3 separate regions of the Homo sapiens genome follow, and regions 2 and 3 are each linked to region 1. A link is a loop called in an ENCODE intact Hi-C map of the cell type or tissue named here. Cell type or tissue: CD14-positive monocyte. All regions are shown on one strand.

What was found. Hi-C counts contacts between places; a loop is a spot of excess contacts. Peaks named below come from ENCODE experiments on the same cell type or tissue, not always from the same donor. Only the 100,000 strongest peaks of a DNase experiment are listed, where the experiment ranks them.
Region 2: it touches region 1 in a loop (4-fold over the local background); 13 of 110 quality-filtered maps call a loop at or near these places.
Region 3: it touches region 1 in a loop (3-fold over the local background); 3 of 110 quality-filtered maps call a loop at or near these places.

What each region holds. Positions count from the first base shown.
Region 1 is chr2:215,898,329-215,903,328 of GRCh38, forward strand. No RefSeq gene overlaps it. Among named protein-coding and RNA genes, the nearest start is that of LINC00607, 57 kb to the left of the region's middle. In CD14-positive monocyte, no CTCF peak of the experiment used is centred here; DNase peaks (open chromatin) are centred at 2,093 and 2,703; H3K4me3 peaks cover 644 bases; H3K27ac peaks cover 2,159 bases.
Region 2 is chr2:215,844,147-215,849,146 of GRCh38, forward strand. No RefSeq gene overlaps it. Among named protein-coding and RNA genes, the nearest start is that of LINC00607, 3.1 kb to the left of the region's middle. In CD14-positive monocyte, no CTCF peak of the experiment used is centred here; DNase peaks (open chromatin) are centred at 2,215 and 3,865; H3K4me3 peaks cover 1,579 bases; H3K27ac peaks cover 2,769 bases.
Region 3 is chr2:215,745,840-215,750,839 of GRCh38, forward strand. It overlaps LINC00607 (long intergenic non-protein coding RNA 607), which reads right to left. Exons shown (of 10, transcript NR_037195.1): 2 at 4,404-4,578; 3 at 1,465-1,555. Among named protein-coding and RNA genes, the nearest start is that of LINC01614, 30 kb to the left of the region's middle. In CD14-positive monocyte, no CTCF peak of the experiment used is centred here; DNase peaks (open chromatin) are centred at 2,762, 3,642 and 4,002; H3K4me3 peaks cover 449 bases; H3K27ac peaks cover 3,486 bases.

The DNA.
Region 1 (5,000 bases):
CACACAGCGGTGCATGGCTCTGCCATTGTTGGTGTCTGGAGTAACAGCTGTGGTCATTTCTTTCTTCGGGGAGAGCCAAAACTCACCCTCTTCCCTGGGCACTCCTCACCTCTGCTCCTCAGTCATTTCCTAATCAAGAACAACTTTTAGTTTCCTAAAATTATTAAGAATGTCATAAAGGATCGGGCTGGCATGCAGAAGGGAAGCACTGAGAGTATAAGTCCTTGTCTGGGACAATAGCCAAAGATTTTCCCTTGGGCATTTCCCTAATTCCCTTATTTTTTTTCATAGCTTCCTCAAATCCCACCTCCTCAGGGTCTCCATCCTGAACAACCCTGTTGAAAACCACACCTCCTCCTCACCTCATGCCCACACTCTCCCTTTTCTTCCTACCATAACATTTATCACCATCTAAGATGCTATAAAATCTACTTACTTACTTCACCTATGGTTTGCTTGTTTCTTCTTCCACTGATTGTAAGCTTCTTGGTGTCAGGAATATTTAGTTTGTTTACCAATGTACGCCAAGTGCCTAGAAGTGTGCCTGATGCTCCATAAATACTTGTTGAATGAATATATGTTATCAATGGCTAATCAGTGTATTTAAGAAGCCCAGTTGTTAACTGAAGGAGAGGTAAAAGGGAAAGAAGGACCTACTCTCTGCTAGGCCCTGCACAGGCATTTATATTTATTAACACAGTACTGCTCATTCCTCACAGAGGTTCGAAAACACAGACCTTTAACCAACAAGTCTCAACCTAACAGTCCATGCTAAAGCCCAGCCTGGGTGGCATTCAATAGGAGAGGTAGAATTTACCTTGTTCCCAAGACTTCTGGAAATTCCTACAGGGAAAAAGAAATACTGCCTGGTCAAGGACTTACGTCCCATGTGATTCCCTTCACCACTTCATCCCCAGTTCATTACAAAAATGTTAAGGATTTTTAGAAACTAAAAGTAGCTCTTCATCAGGAAGCACTAGGGAGTTGCCAAACACCCCACTGAGGACTCTGCGCCAGACCACAGACACAACTCATGCCATAAAAGTAGATAAATCAAACCCATGTGTGGGCTATTAAAATTGCATTAAAATATATATATGAGCAAATGTAGCCCATGAGATGGGAGCTGGCTGCTGGAAAAATCACTGGCCCAGAACAAGGGGTTTGGCCGTTGCATCTCACCAGGCCTTCACCAGCCCCCATCGCTCAAATCCTGCTTGTCTCCCAAAGTCTAAAATGATAGCATCGGCATTTTGCATCCTCTGTCTACTGAGATGGAAGCCTCTCGTGGAAAAAATTCTGGAAAGGCATACACCAGCTCATTCACAGCAGCTACCTCTCGGGAGGAAATTGTAGGGGAAAGCAGGAGATACTTTTAAATTCATGCACTTTGGGATTTTATAATCTGTCAAAACAAGCATGTATTACTTTTGTAATTTAAGAAGTCAATCATGAGTCTTTTGTTAAGGGTTCTGTGGAGGATAAAAGTAGGTTCCTCAGACAGATGACTATATGGAAATTCTCAATGACAGACAATTGCAGCTTGCTCCAGTGGGAAGCAAGGAAAAACAGGAATCTCATCCAGCTGGTCGTCACCAATGCCACGTCTTCTCAGGACCCAGCGTTCAGCCTCTCAGAGGGGGCTTCACACCTGGGCTTCTCTTGTGTTCCTTTAGCCTCGATGGAGCAAGTGTTCGCTTCATCAACATTCTGCTCCGGAAGGCGGTCTGCAGTGTTCCCTGCAAGACTGCCTGCCTGAGACCAGGGCCACTCCCAGACTATTTCAAACGATCCCTTGTTTGCCTGATGCCCAGGGTCCCGCTGAACAAATTGGTTTAAACCCTCGAGCCCTGTTCCAAAGGGGATACAGCAAAGGGATTTATGAGAAGTCATGTCTGCAGACAAGAGGAAAATATTGGGTAATCAGAGCAGTCTTGCAGAGGCTGGCGGTGGTAACTAGACGTCCGCTCTGAGGCAAGGCAGAGAACTGGGTCATGTTACCTGGACTCCATGGCACCACAGTGGGTCCCATTCACAAAACCACACCCCATGGCCCAGAGCCGGTAGAGGCTCCATGCCAAGGGCATCTTTTCCAAAATGTGGCAACTCAGATGTGTAATCAGAAAGAGTCTACATTTCCCTGTGGTCAGTGTCTGTGACTAAAAGTGAGGCAAGGCTGGCATTGCACAATGACTTTTAGAGTTGGAAGGGACTGTGGGTGGATCTAGAGGGTGATTTCAGACTGGACTTCACAGAGCCCCCAGGGTCAGAGCCAGCATCTCAGGACACAAGGGTGAAGCTAACGGGGTCTCTGAGATGCCCGCTCTGTATTTATCAAGAGTGGTTTACCATTGATCCATGTTATATTTGGCTTCTTCTGTAAATGCCAGGCAGCTTTGTGGTCCAATCTTGGTGTGGAGTCACATTCAAAGAAACAGCTGTCATTCAAAAAATATATAATCTAAAGCAATTCAAATCTATACTCAGTCTCTAAAGAAAAAGCCCAAGGGGTGAAGAGTGCATTTAATGCACACCAAGATATCTTTAAAATCCATTACTCCCAATTGCTGCCATTCTCAATCTCCTTCATCCAGATGGCAGGTGCTTCCTGAAATCTTATGTTCCTTCTTACTTTCACAGCCAGAACAAAAACTTTCCACGACAACCAACCTGTGAGGTTCCTCCACCTCTCTTTCCTCCCTTGTCTGGCTCAGTTCCCCTTTATGTAGCTCAACTTAGCCTGTCTGACTTCACCAGTTGAGTTTTTATTTTCCCGTTGTTTGCCCTGAGTCTGCCCCACACAGCAAAGCCCAGGTGCTGCTGTAGCCCATATGAACTCTTGGTAGGCAGGGAAAATGAAAGAAGTCTGTGAATCCTAATACGGTAGTCATTTCTACCTCATTGCATTGAAGTCCCACAGAAAAAAATCATTTGTAAAAGGATATCACTAATCTAATCTTCCTAATTGGCATCTCTGAGAAAATTCTAACTGGTAATCATTCTGCCTCTACACCCCCAGTGACAAGGAGGGCATTACTTTACAAAGCAACATGCATACGTGTTAGCCAGGTTTCATTTTTTTCAAGTTCTTCCCTGGCCAATTTTTCATAAGGTTTGAGGTCTGGCCAAAAGTCCTTCTGCTTAAAAATATTTCTTTCTGTCAATCAGAAGAAATGTCTCAATGTCTGAGATTCCCACATTGTGTTCTCAAGGACTAGTTAAATATAAATATATTTTCTAAAACAAGTAAACTCTTCAGTCACTAACACCAGCCTTATTCTTTGAATTTATTTCTCACGTTAGCTAGCCAGGCAACCAGTGATACCTCGAGACCTTGGGTTAGGAGTGAAGAAGGAAAAACTTCCAAAGTATGAAGTGACCAGGAGGCAAGGCCCAGAGAGAGTCACAACGAAGTGGGAGGAGGGGCTAGAGCCTGAAGAAAGGGCAGATTCAAAGACAGACAGTGATGGAGACCCCTGCCCAACCCACAGCCCTCAGAGGAACAGGCCTTGAACCACCAGACACAGCCATCCCAGAAGCCTTGAGCTGTCACTGTCAGTGGACACTGTGGTCCCAGACGTATTTTTGGAATGATGTATCCCCTGAGGGCACATCCTCAACAAACACTCCTGACACAGAAAACTCACTAACTCCTCTCTGGTTTAATGACCCCACTGGAACTTATCACTTGATTCCAAATACCTCACCTATCCTGTCACCCAGCTCTCTTCTATCCCAAACCTCACCCTCTCCAAGCCTACCCAACTGCTACCCTTTCGTCTCCTGGAGGGGAAAAGAACCTGTTTCCCAACCCAGCGTAATGTGTTCCCATGATCCAGCAAGCTCTGGCCCTCCAAAGCCTCTCCCCACAACAAGCCTTTTTCTTCTCCCACTTGCCTCCAACTGTCAATTATTAGCTGTGTTTCCAGCCTCTGAAGGAGTTTAGCTACTTCACAGTTTCACCCAGGGACACCTTTCCTGCCTAATATTGCAAAACCACGCTGTGGAATACTTGCCTTCTCAGGGCTCTCTAAATACTGTCTCTAAATACAGAGGGTATTGTGAGAATCTACCAAATAGAGGTTCCCCTGATATGTGTTCAACATTAACACCAATGGCAATAGCAATGACAAATATATTGCAGACGAATGCTCAGTATGGACCTGTCCTAGAGCCCAATCCAACCCCAGTGGAAGTGGGCATTTATTGCTTGTGTCAAATTCACACTCACTCTCTTCTGATTTGCCTTTTGGAATTTTCATTCAAATCACTTGTCCCTCTCCTGGCCAGAAATGGGTTCACGGCACAGTGAGGCCACCTCTCTTCCCCAGGAATTTGCATCTTGAGCTGACAGACCCAAAACTGGAACTAACAGGAGCAAATTCCTCCAGAAGGCTGTGCCTTACAGAGACTGGACAATTGTTTGAGCTCCAGAAGGCTGTGCCCTACAGAGACTGGACAATTGTTTGAGAGGCAACATGTGGCACCACATGAGTACTAGAACCAGCTGGCCCAAGACTGAACATGGCTCTACTATTTATTGTCCATGTGACTGTGGATTACTTAGGTTTACTTCTCTCTGCCTCATTTTTTTCTGCAGAAAAGCAATATGCACTGCCCATTGGGGTCTTCTTAGGTTCAAATAAACATTAAGACTCACAAGACAGCAATAAGCACCAAAAGCTCCACATTTGGCATCAGTTTATTGAGAAGCATATCAGATGTTCTTCAGCACAAGAGTCCTTTCAATAGTCCACACAATAAAAATTAGGCTTAAGATCCACATCAGGTGGGAATTGCTCCAGATTAAAAACCTCATGACCTCTCCTCCCCCTTCACCCTCTTCTTCTCCAATAGCTGGTAGTTCTTGCAACAATTCCAGAGGCATAGCTTTCAGGTCCTCCCATAAGGACATGTAAGTTGTAAAAGTCAGAGAAGCCCAAAACTACAGCTTCCTAACAGGTATTTATAGTTCTGTCAGTCTAGGAGCAATTTCCCAA
Region 2 (5,000 bases), 54 kb before region 1:
ATGGTCCCTAAAATGATCCACTGTGAAATCAATGGTGACTTAACACTTTTTATCTCCAGTTCTTTTGCCAGAAGCATAACATATTACAAGTTCAACAAGAGCCACTTGATGAGCATGGTAGCCATGCCTGTAACCCCAGCACTTTGGGAGGCCAAAGCAGGAGAATCGCTTCAGGCCAGGAGTTCAACATAGCAAGACCCCATCTCTACAAAAACAAAACAAAACAAAACAAAACAAAAAACCATTAGCCAGATGTGGTGGCCCGCACTTGTAGTCCCAGTTACTCAGGAGGCTGAGGCATGAGGATCACTTGAGCCCAGGAGGTCAAGGCTACAGTGAGTTAAGATGGCACCACTGCACCCCAGCCTGGGTAACAGAGCCTTAAGACCCCATATCAAAAAAAACAAAGAACATTTACTTAACCTCAAAATCCGTCTCTCTAAAAGAATAGTTCATCAATGAATCAATCATTCAACATCTAATGTGTACCCAATGTTGGGTTATATGTTTCTCTTATTAGAGGAAACCAACACATGTGAAACAATGGACAGTGTAGTGGACATCACATGATTTGTTCTGCACAGAATCTGTTTTCCCTTCTGGTTTCCCTTCGGGAAAACACATGTCTCCTCCACTCTCAGTCCACTTGTTTTGGGTAGAATTGAACCTATGTTCAGTGTACGAGTAAACAGCGATCCAAGCCTGGCCAGTCAGAGCATCCCAGCCATGGCCACAGTAATTGGCCCAGGGATGGGCATATAATCCAAACCAACCCAATATGAGTAGATTCAAATACAGTATAGTAGTTAAGCAGAAGACTACCTGGGTTCAAATCCTAGCTTCACTAATTACCAGGTGTAAGAACTTGGCAAGTTATCTGCTCTTTGATGGCTCCAGTTTCTTGGGTAGGAAATTGGGAAAATAATTTCTAGCCATAGGATGGTGAGACAGTTTAGGTAAGACGATAAAGGCAAAGTGCTTAAAACCATGCTTGGTACATATTAAACTTTCCATGAATGCTAATCAACTCCATTTTTGGAACTTTTATGAAAGAGGATCTTTCTTCTGGGGCCATCTTGCTAACACATGGCAAGAGCCTGCCTAAGTCAAACCATAGAGGAGAAGCAGCTTAGGAGAAGTGATGAATCCTGGCCACATCAATTGAGTCCCAAGATCTAGATGTGCCTGATATCAACTACCCCCTGGACTTTTTGTTACGTGAACAAATACATTCTCTTTTTTTCTGAAGTAGGTTAATTTGGGTTCCTGACTCTTGCCTGAAAGAGCTCTGCCTAATACAGGCAGTGGTTCTAGGCAATGTGTAATTAAGCGCTAAATGGGTTTCATAAACAGCAGAAGAGAGCAGAATGAGGCAAGTTCAATATGGGCTACTGTAAGTAGTGAGGACAGGGATGGGGGGAGTTCACCCACCTCAAATTCTGCCAGCTCTGGCAGCTGTGTCAGAAAATATCTGGGGAGTAATTGAGATATCATTGTCCCAGAAGCAGTATATTTGTTGATCAAAGAAAACTCACCTTCTAGAAAAAATAATGCCATTACAGAGGTTTTTCTTTAGCACAAATCTCTCGCCTCCCCTCATAGCTAGAATCTAGCACTCTATCTTTTGTCCATGTGGAAATGACAACTTCCAAACCTGCAAAAATGACTCTTTCCAATAGAGTGAAGAAAGGCCTTTGGTTTTGTATCTAATAATCATGTTAGCTGGATGTAACTGACACTTTCAGAAACGACAACTTCAAAGTGATTCCTTCCAGGAAATTAGAAGGCACAGAAACCATTGCCTTATCCTGAAGTTTCCATCCAAGGCTCCGTGGGCGCCTTTAGCCCTGAGTTCAGGGAGCTGTCCCTCATCTGAAATTGTGCATGTTTACTGTAATCCTCCTCTAGAGTTTCCTGGGAGGAAATTCATTTAACATCCCTCCCTCGACCTTTCTTTTTGAGCAATTTGGTGTATCCACCTCTCAGCCTTTCCTTGAAGAAATCCAGCTATCTATCCTTTTTTCTATGTTGAAAATAAAAGAGAATCTGTCTTTTTCACAATGCGGTGAGCAGGTTATATACAGCATGACAAAAGCATCATTTCATAGGCCTACGGTTTGAAGTTGATAAGAGGTTTTCAGGAACAAAGGGGTATTTCAAGTGAGTGAGCAAGACAGAGAGAGTGAAAGTGAGAGTAACAGCCAGTCTCACTTCTTCCAAATTACTTCCATTTTTCTCAGGGAACAGTCATCAGAGACATTCTCATTTAGAAAATTCATTACAATTTTATTACCTAAAAATTGCTCAACACATACCAACAACCATAAAGGATATACCGAAAGTGGAAATGCCCACTGTGTTACTCTTAAGGTTAGTATCCGTTGCCAGATTCACCCTTGCTTTATTAAGGTTGCAATATTTAGCTTTTGGGTTTACTAAACGAAAGAAAGAAAGAAAGAAAGGAAAAGAAAGAAAATATTAGAAATATTTGGAAAACGCCTTCTAAAAAGAAGATGTAAAGACAATAGATCAGAGAATATCAGTGGTAGCCAGGATTTCACTGTTTATTTCTTCTACACAAACTTTTTTTTTTTTGGAGAAGAGTCTCGCTCTGTCACCCAGGCTGGAGGCTGGAGTACAGTGGCACAGTCTTGGCTCACTGCAACTTCTGCCTCCTGGGTTCCAGCTATTCTTATGCTTCAGCCACCTGAGTAACTGGGATTACAGGCGCACATACCTTTTAAAAAGCAGACCACAAACAAATTTATATGCACAATTCTCTGCTATTAATACAAACAACAAAAATGTTGGAATCTACCCTCGAGGAAGGCTCAAAAGTGATTATTCGTGAATGTCGTGAATGTCTTTGTCACCCGCTCATTTCTGGCAGTGGTGCCAAGACAAAAGCCCTGAGCTCCTCTCCACTCTCCGTTAGAATTATCTCCCTTCTTCTCATGGCTATTGCTCTAATGGCTGTAGGTTTGAACACAGATTAAATGATTTTCTCCTTGACTTGCTGAGTATGGATAAACTGGAAGGAAGAAGGGTTGAAGGAGAGTCTGGTAAGAGGCCTGTGATGCTTGTAGGCTGCACAGGCTTGAAGCAGGTCAGCTGCACTGTGGCGGCTGATGACATCCTCCTGGAAGGATGCTCTGCCTAACATTCAGTAGCTCTTGCCTGTAACTGTGACGCCTAAAGCTAAAACAACATAGGGCTAACTGCCTGACTTTTCCTAGGCCTGAGACTTTGAGCATTGACAGTTTAAAATAAATTCATCCAAGACTAGAAATGCTATGAATGTACAGGTGTGATTAGGCACAATTAAAAGGAAATGAAATGGGCTCTTTCTCACCAGTTAATTAAATTAAATATAAATTTAATTTAGTTAAATTTAGTTAAATTAAGCCAAGAGTAAATCCCCTGTACTTTCTTCTCAGATCCTGTAAAGACACTTTCCACATCCTCCTCATTGCAGTTTTGAGACCATCTGGGGTTGCCAGTATCCTTCGACTGATGTGGGACCAGTAAATCTCAACTCCACCAAATCCAATGCCCCCTTTTAACAATTATATCTCTTTTATCGTCATGAAGTAGAATCCATAGGTAGTATATCCTATGATATGGCTTGGATGTGTGTTCTCTCCAATCTCATGTTGAAATGTGATCACCAGTGTTGGAGGTGGGGCCTAATGGGAGATGATTAAGTCATGGGGGTGTGTCCCTCATGAATAGCTTGGTGCTATCCTCACAGTAACAAATAATTTCTTATTCTATGAGTTCATGCATTATCTACTTGTTTAAAAGAGACTGACACTTCCTTCCTCTCTCACGCTCCTTCTCTCTTGCTTCCTTTCTCTCCATGTGACACATCTGTTCCCCCTTTGCCTTCTGCTATGAGCAGGCGCTTCCTGAGGCCTCACCAGAAGCAGAGGCTGACGCCACGCTTCTTACACAGCCTGCAGAACCGTGAGCCAATTAGACCCCTTTTCTCTGTAAATTACCCAGCCTCAGATATTTCTTCATGGCAGTTCAAATGGACTAATGTACCCTATCTACCAACTAAAATTTTAAAATAAATAAACATCACGAGTAAACTGAAATATCAAGGAGACATACGGGGAAGGTCATTTAGAATATATTATCACAGCTGCACTAGAAGACATCTACAGTTGTCAGACACTGCCTTTCGTCATAAAACTAGAATGCTACTGTGAATGCTACTGATGCCTTATCCCATGAGCATTTGGAATGCATCTGAAATGGTGCACTTCTCATAGTCAAGGTCCAAAGAAAACAAAACACAATATTTGTAGTTTACCCAATAATTACACTCTTGGAAAATTCAGTGTATATTAAAACTATACAGAAAACAGTTTGCTTTCATATGTTAAATAGAGTTCTGCTTTAGACTCAGATAATTGCAAACATGCTTCTCATCTATATGAAAGTTCAGGGAGTTTAAGTTGTACAGGACAGCGTGAAGCAGGTTCACTGTGCACTGGTTACCACTTCAGCCCACTGAGTCTTGGGCTGCACTTACACTACTTGCCCAAGTCTGCTCAGACAAAACATTCACTCACACAAATTACATGAAGTTGGTTTATTACTCACAGATAGGTGACAAGGGTCACCAGAAGCCTAGGAGTCATTTCAAGCCTGTCCTCCAGGGCTCAGGAAAGCTGCCTGGGGTGGACGGAGTCTCATCTGCATGTGCCCCCTTTGTTGAAGGGCCTCAGCACGCAGCCCAGTCTGGGTTTTATACCCCAAGATAACATGACACACTGGACTAAAGCATTTAAGGATATCCTGTTTTCAGGGGGGACTAGAACAGAGAGTCCAGGCTATTCTGGCTGGTTCCTCCCTATCACAGAATGTTGCATTCCCAACACATTCTACAGTTACTCATAAGAACTACAAGGAAGAAAGGAAGGAGAATTGGGTCAGTCTAAGGCCACCCAGAGAACCATCCTACAGACAGGGGACAATACTTTGTTCCATAG
Region 3 (5,000 bases), 150 kb before region 1:
AGCTGGGTTCCCTGCTTTAGGATCCAACAGGTTATAATTAAGATGTCAACCAGGGTCACAGTCATCTCAAGGCTCAACAGACAGGTAAGAACTCGCCTCCAAACTCACTCACATGGCTATCAGCAGGACGAAGTTCCTCACCAGCTGTTGGACTCAGGGTCTCTGCTCCTTGCTGGCTGTTGGCTGGAAGCTACCTCAGTTCCTTGCTATGTGGGGCTTTCTATAGGACAGCCCACAACCTGGCAGCTTGCTTCAGCAGAGCAAGAAAGCAGAGAGGACCAGAGAGAGTGCGACCAAGACAGAAGAAGTCACGGAAGATTTTTGAAACCTGTGATGGCTAATTTTGTGTGTCAGCTTACTTGGCCACCCAGATATTTGGTTAAGCATTATGCTGGGTGTCTTTGTGAGGATGAAATGAACATTTAAATTGGTAGGCTGAGTAGAGCAGATTGCTCTCCTCAACATGGGTGGACCTCATCCAGTCAGTTGAAAACCTGAATAGAAGAAAAGGACTGACCCTCACTCGACCAAGAAGGAACTCCTCCTGCCTGACTGCCTTTGAACTGGGATATCAGCTGTTTCCTTCTTTTGGTCTCACACGGAAACACTGGCTGTTCCTGGGTCTCGAGCCTGCCAGCGTTTGGATGAAAGCTACACCATCAGCTTCTGGGTCTCCAGCTTGTAGACTCCACCTGCAGATCTTGGGGATCTTGAGACTTACTGACCTCTATAATTGCATGCTGTACATTACATGCTCTGTTTCTCTGGAAGACGCTGACAAGTACCTAATCTAACCTTGGAGGGGACAGCCCATCACGTTTGCCATAGTCTGTTAGTTAGAAGTGAGTCACTTGGTCTAGTCAACACTCAAGGAGAGAGGAAGATGACACATGTTGTGGGGTACCAGGAGGCGTGGGGTACCATGTTAGAAACAGGCCTAGTGTAGTGCATCGCCTGCCAAGTTAGAATGAAGAATGGAGATAACTGGAGGTGTGTGGAGCCGGCAGCAGGAGAGGAAACAGGAGAGGAGTTTGCATGTGGCCTTGGAAGTTACCCAGGGAGGTCACCTTTTAGTGCTTTCTCTCTGGCTGGTTAGGGATTTGCAACCCAAACCTAGGGTTTCATAGTGAAACAAAAGCATGAAACATAATCAGCATCCAGATCTGGCACACAGCAGAATTTGGCAAGTCTCAAAGCCTGTGGAGATCCAGGCACAGCAGAAAAAGCATAGATTTGGACTCAGAGGACCCAGATCAGAGCTCCACAGAGCCACGCAATGAACTTGGCCAAGCTGTACGAGGACTCTGAGGTGGGGCTCTGTCTTCCCATCTGTGAAATGAGACTAATGGCACCTTCTTCACAGAAATGCTGGCAACATTAAATTAAATTCTCATTTCCTTAAAAGTGTTCCATTGAAAGCTAGTTCAGCAAAAATATGACTAGACAGAAAAGGATTACACTAACCATTCAATGTGAGAAATTCTGGGTTAAAAGGTGAACCAATCCTCTTCCTACAGCGTCTGAGGGTCATTGAGAGGTACTGAGTATTCTGGGCCTGCAAAAGAAAGGCAGATGAGTCAGTGTTAACCAAACAGATTTGGCTACCACACTTTCTCCAAGAGAATCTTATGTGACTTGTGTTAAATAATGAATTAAATAACACAGGTATAAATGTTTACCCATGGAGCCTGGCAGATCACCCACATACAGTCAGTGTATGTTGACTCTGAATCAGATTATAACACAGTAGTCATGGCAGTAAGCCACAGTGAGATGACCGGGACCAAAATCACAGATGTCCTAGCATTTGGGTGATAGAATAAATCAATCTCCTGCTACTAGATGTGACTATCCTGTGGATAAATAGCGGGACTACTAGGTTGGGCTTACTAGGTAGTGCTCTGATAGATTCTCTCTCTCTCTTTCTCTCTCTCTCTGTATATATACATATATATATGTTTTCATTGGCTGCATGGAGCTTTAGTTTTTATTTTTATTTTTCAGAGACAGAGTCTCACTCTGTCATCCAGGCCGGAATGGAATGGTGCAATCATAGCTCACTGCAGCCTTGATCTCCTGGGCTCACACAATCCTCCCACCTTAGCCTCCCAAGTAGCCAGGACTACAGGCACATGCCACTACACCTAGCTAATTTTTTTTTTATTTTTATAGAGACAGGAGCTCCATATGTTGCCCAGACTGGTCTCAAACTCCTGGGCTCAAGCAATCTTCCCGCCTCATCCTCCCAGAGTGCTGTGATTATAGATGTGAGCTGCGCCCAAGCGGCCCTGATAGAGTATTTTTTTTTTTAAACATCAGGCCAGACCATACTCCTGTAGAAAGGGAAGAGGTTTACTCCTGAAAAGAGAGGCTAGTCCCAGTGTCACACTTATCTGAGGAGGAGGTGGGAAAACGGCACTCTGAAGGCAGGCCTTAGCCAGATAGGACAGAATTCCTAGCCTTTCTCTCTCCCTCTGAACTTTGAGTTGGCTCAGTTGGCTTGGGAGCAAAGCTTAAAGATGGCTTTGGACACACAAACCCAGCCCTGAAGAAGACAAGAAGGCATCCGGTAAGATATCTCAAGCTGAAGACTAACGCATCTTACTTTACAAAGTGTATTTCTCATTTTATGTTCCTCTTTTATTCGATGTTTTTGTTAAAAATCTAGCCTTCTGTGAGAGCCTTTAAAAATGCTTCAGCTGTGCTGGAGGAACTAAGGTCATGCTGGGGGTGCATGCTAGGAGAGGCGTGTCATCTGAGGCCAGCATGATCATGCCTGGTGTGACTCTTGGAGTGAACTTCTCAGTTCACATCCCTGGCCCCTTCCCAGGGACTTGCCCCGATTCAGTGAGGTGAGTTCCAGAGGTCGTGTCTTTACTTGGTGACATGAGCCAGGGCTACTTTCTTCAGGGCTGAATGCCTAAATGAAGCCGGGCTAATCATATTGTCTTTCCTGGAAATGTGGAGATTTGTGTTCAGAGGACCGGCACCTGAGGGTCCTGGAGCTGAGCCACAGAGCATCCTAAAGGGAAAGTCCAGATATTCCCACAGTTAAGGTCTCTGGAGCCTCCCTACTTCTTACCCTGCTGAGGTTTGGTTTTTAAACTCAGATCTTCTCAATACATTTTTCTTTTTACTTAAACTGGACAAAGTCTGTTTCTCCCCCTTTAATCAAATGAATCTCAATTAATACATAGCAGCGGCAGTCAATTTTTTTTTTTTAAAGAAATCTCCAAAGGCAAGGTAAGTAGTGGCGTATAGGAATAGCAGGCTTGAAGCTCTACCATTCAGTGGTAACCCTAAGTAAATCCCTAAGTGGAGAATCCTAAGTAAAATAGAGGTACAGTTACCAAATAATCAGGGTAGATCCCAGGGGTCAAAATCTGAGGAGAGTTAGCCTCAGGGAAGTGGAGCCATGATGTACCAGCAGCTGAGCACCAAGGAGAAAACAGAACACAAAGCATTAAACAGGCTGCCCAGTGGATGGTCAAAATAGGGGACAGGTGTGAGCAGAGTTTAGCTAAGGAGCTAAAGTTCAGAGGAATGACCTCAGGCTTAGACAAACTGAAACTCAGGGCAGGGACACAAGTCAGGGTGACAAAACACTACCCAGTGGGATCATAGGTCAAAGCAGAAGCCCAGTTACCAGAACTGGAGCACGAGGTCAGAGCAGGGCAGCTCATCAGTGTGTAACCAATGCTGCTGGACTCCTCAGTTTCCCAACAAGGGACAGGTCTGGTCCCACAGTCTGGAGCAGGGCTAAGGCTGCAGGCAGGGGTGAAGAACAAGGCAGCCGGGGTGTGGGGACAGGGAGTCAGTGCTCACACTGCGATCTCGCAGCCTTCTTCTCCATAGTGACACAGCCCTGGGGCCTCTGCTCAGCCCCTGAGCTTCCAAGCAGAAAGAGCTGTAGGAGAGGATGAAGTAAGTCAGGGAAACGGAGCCACCGTCATCAGCCTGGAGCCCTTGTCCTGCATGGAGTGGCGCGTGGGGGCGGAGGAGAGGGAGAGCTGCTTTTGTTTGTTTATTTCCTCATAGCAACTCACAAACTTAGCCAAATACAGATACAAATGAAGTGCATGAAAACTTTCCTAACTTCCTGACTCAGAATCGTTACTAAATATATAGATCAGATGTAGGCGGACGAAGGCAGAATTGTAGGTTCCACCTAACAGTCCTCAAACACTGCTGCCCCTGTGCCCCTCCATGTAGAAAGAGCTCCCAAAGGTCACCAGGATGTGCTTGCCGTTTTGCTCAGTATTTTCTAAAATAATCAAAATGGAAACTGAAAATTCACCTTCCTCATGTCTCCTAACCTCAGAGGAGCCAAGCACAACTGGAGAGGCTTGGTCGAAATTGATGATTGATTGATTAGTTATCCTCTCTTTAGTGCCCTCTCTCACCTTACTCCTCATTTACTCCTGTGACAGGCCATGACGGGGGCTCACAGGACTGAAGATATGGCTACAGTTCCCATGGGGTGCAGGTGATTCCAGCAGGCTGAGACGAAGTTTCAGCACAGAGGGCATGGATGAGTTGGTGTTTCCATGAGAGGAAGGATTGGATAGGTCACGCATTCTGAAACAGATTTGCAAGGGTCTTTAGAAGTTATCTGGCTCCAGTGTGCATCATCTGATGAAACTGGTTTATCTAGCAGTTGGCAAAGGGTAAGGTTATTCTTAATGAATATTTCCATGAGGGCCCAGGATTAGGTGTATCAACATGTTCATTCCTAGATTTCAGCTGTCCTTGAAGAAACTGGTAGAGGGGAAGGGAGAGGGAGTGGAGGCAATTGTAGAATAGAGAGGATCATATCAGACCTTGTCATGAAGGTAGTGTAAGCCTCAAAAGAATTTGTCACCAAGCTCCACAAAAGAAATAAAAACTTTTCCCTTCTTCCTTTTGTAATCTACCTTTACTGAATTTGGACTACATAAACTCATTTGTTTTCAATTTAACCGCTATGTGATTAGTGGGGTAGGTTGCCAGAATATGCAGAA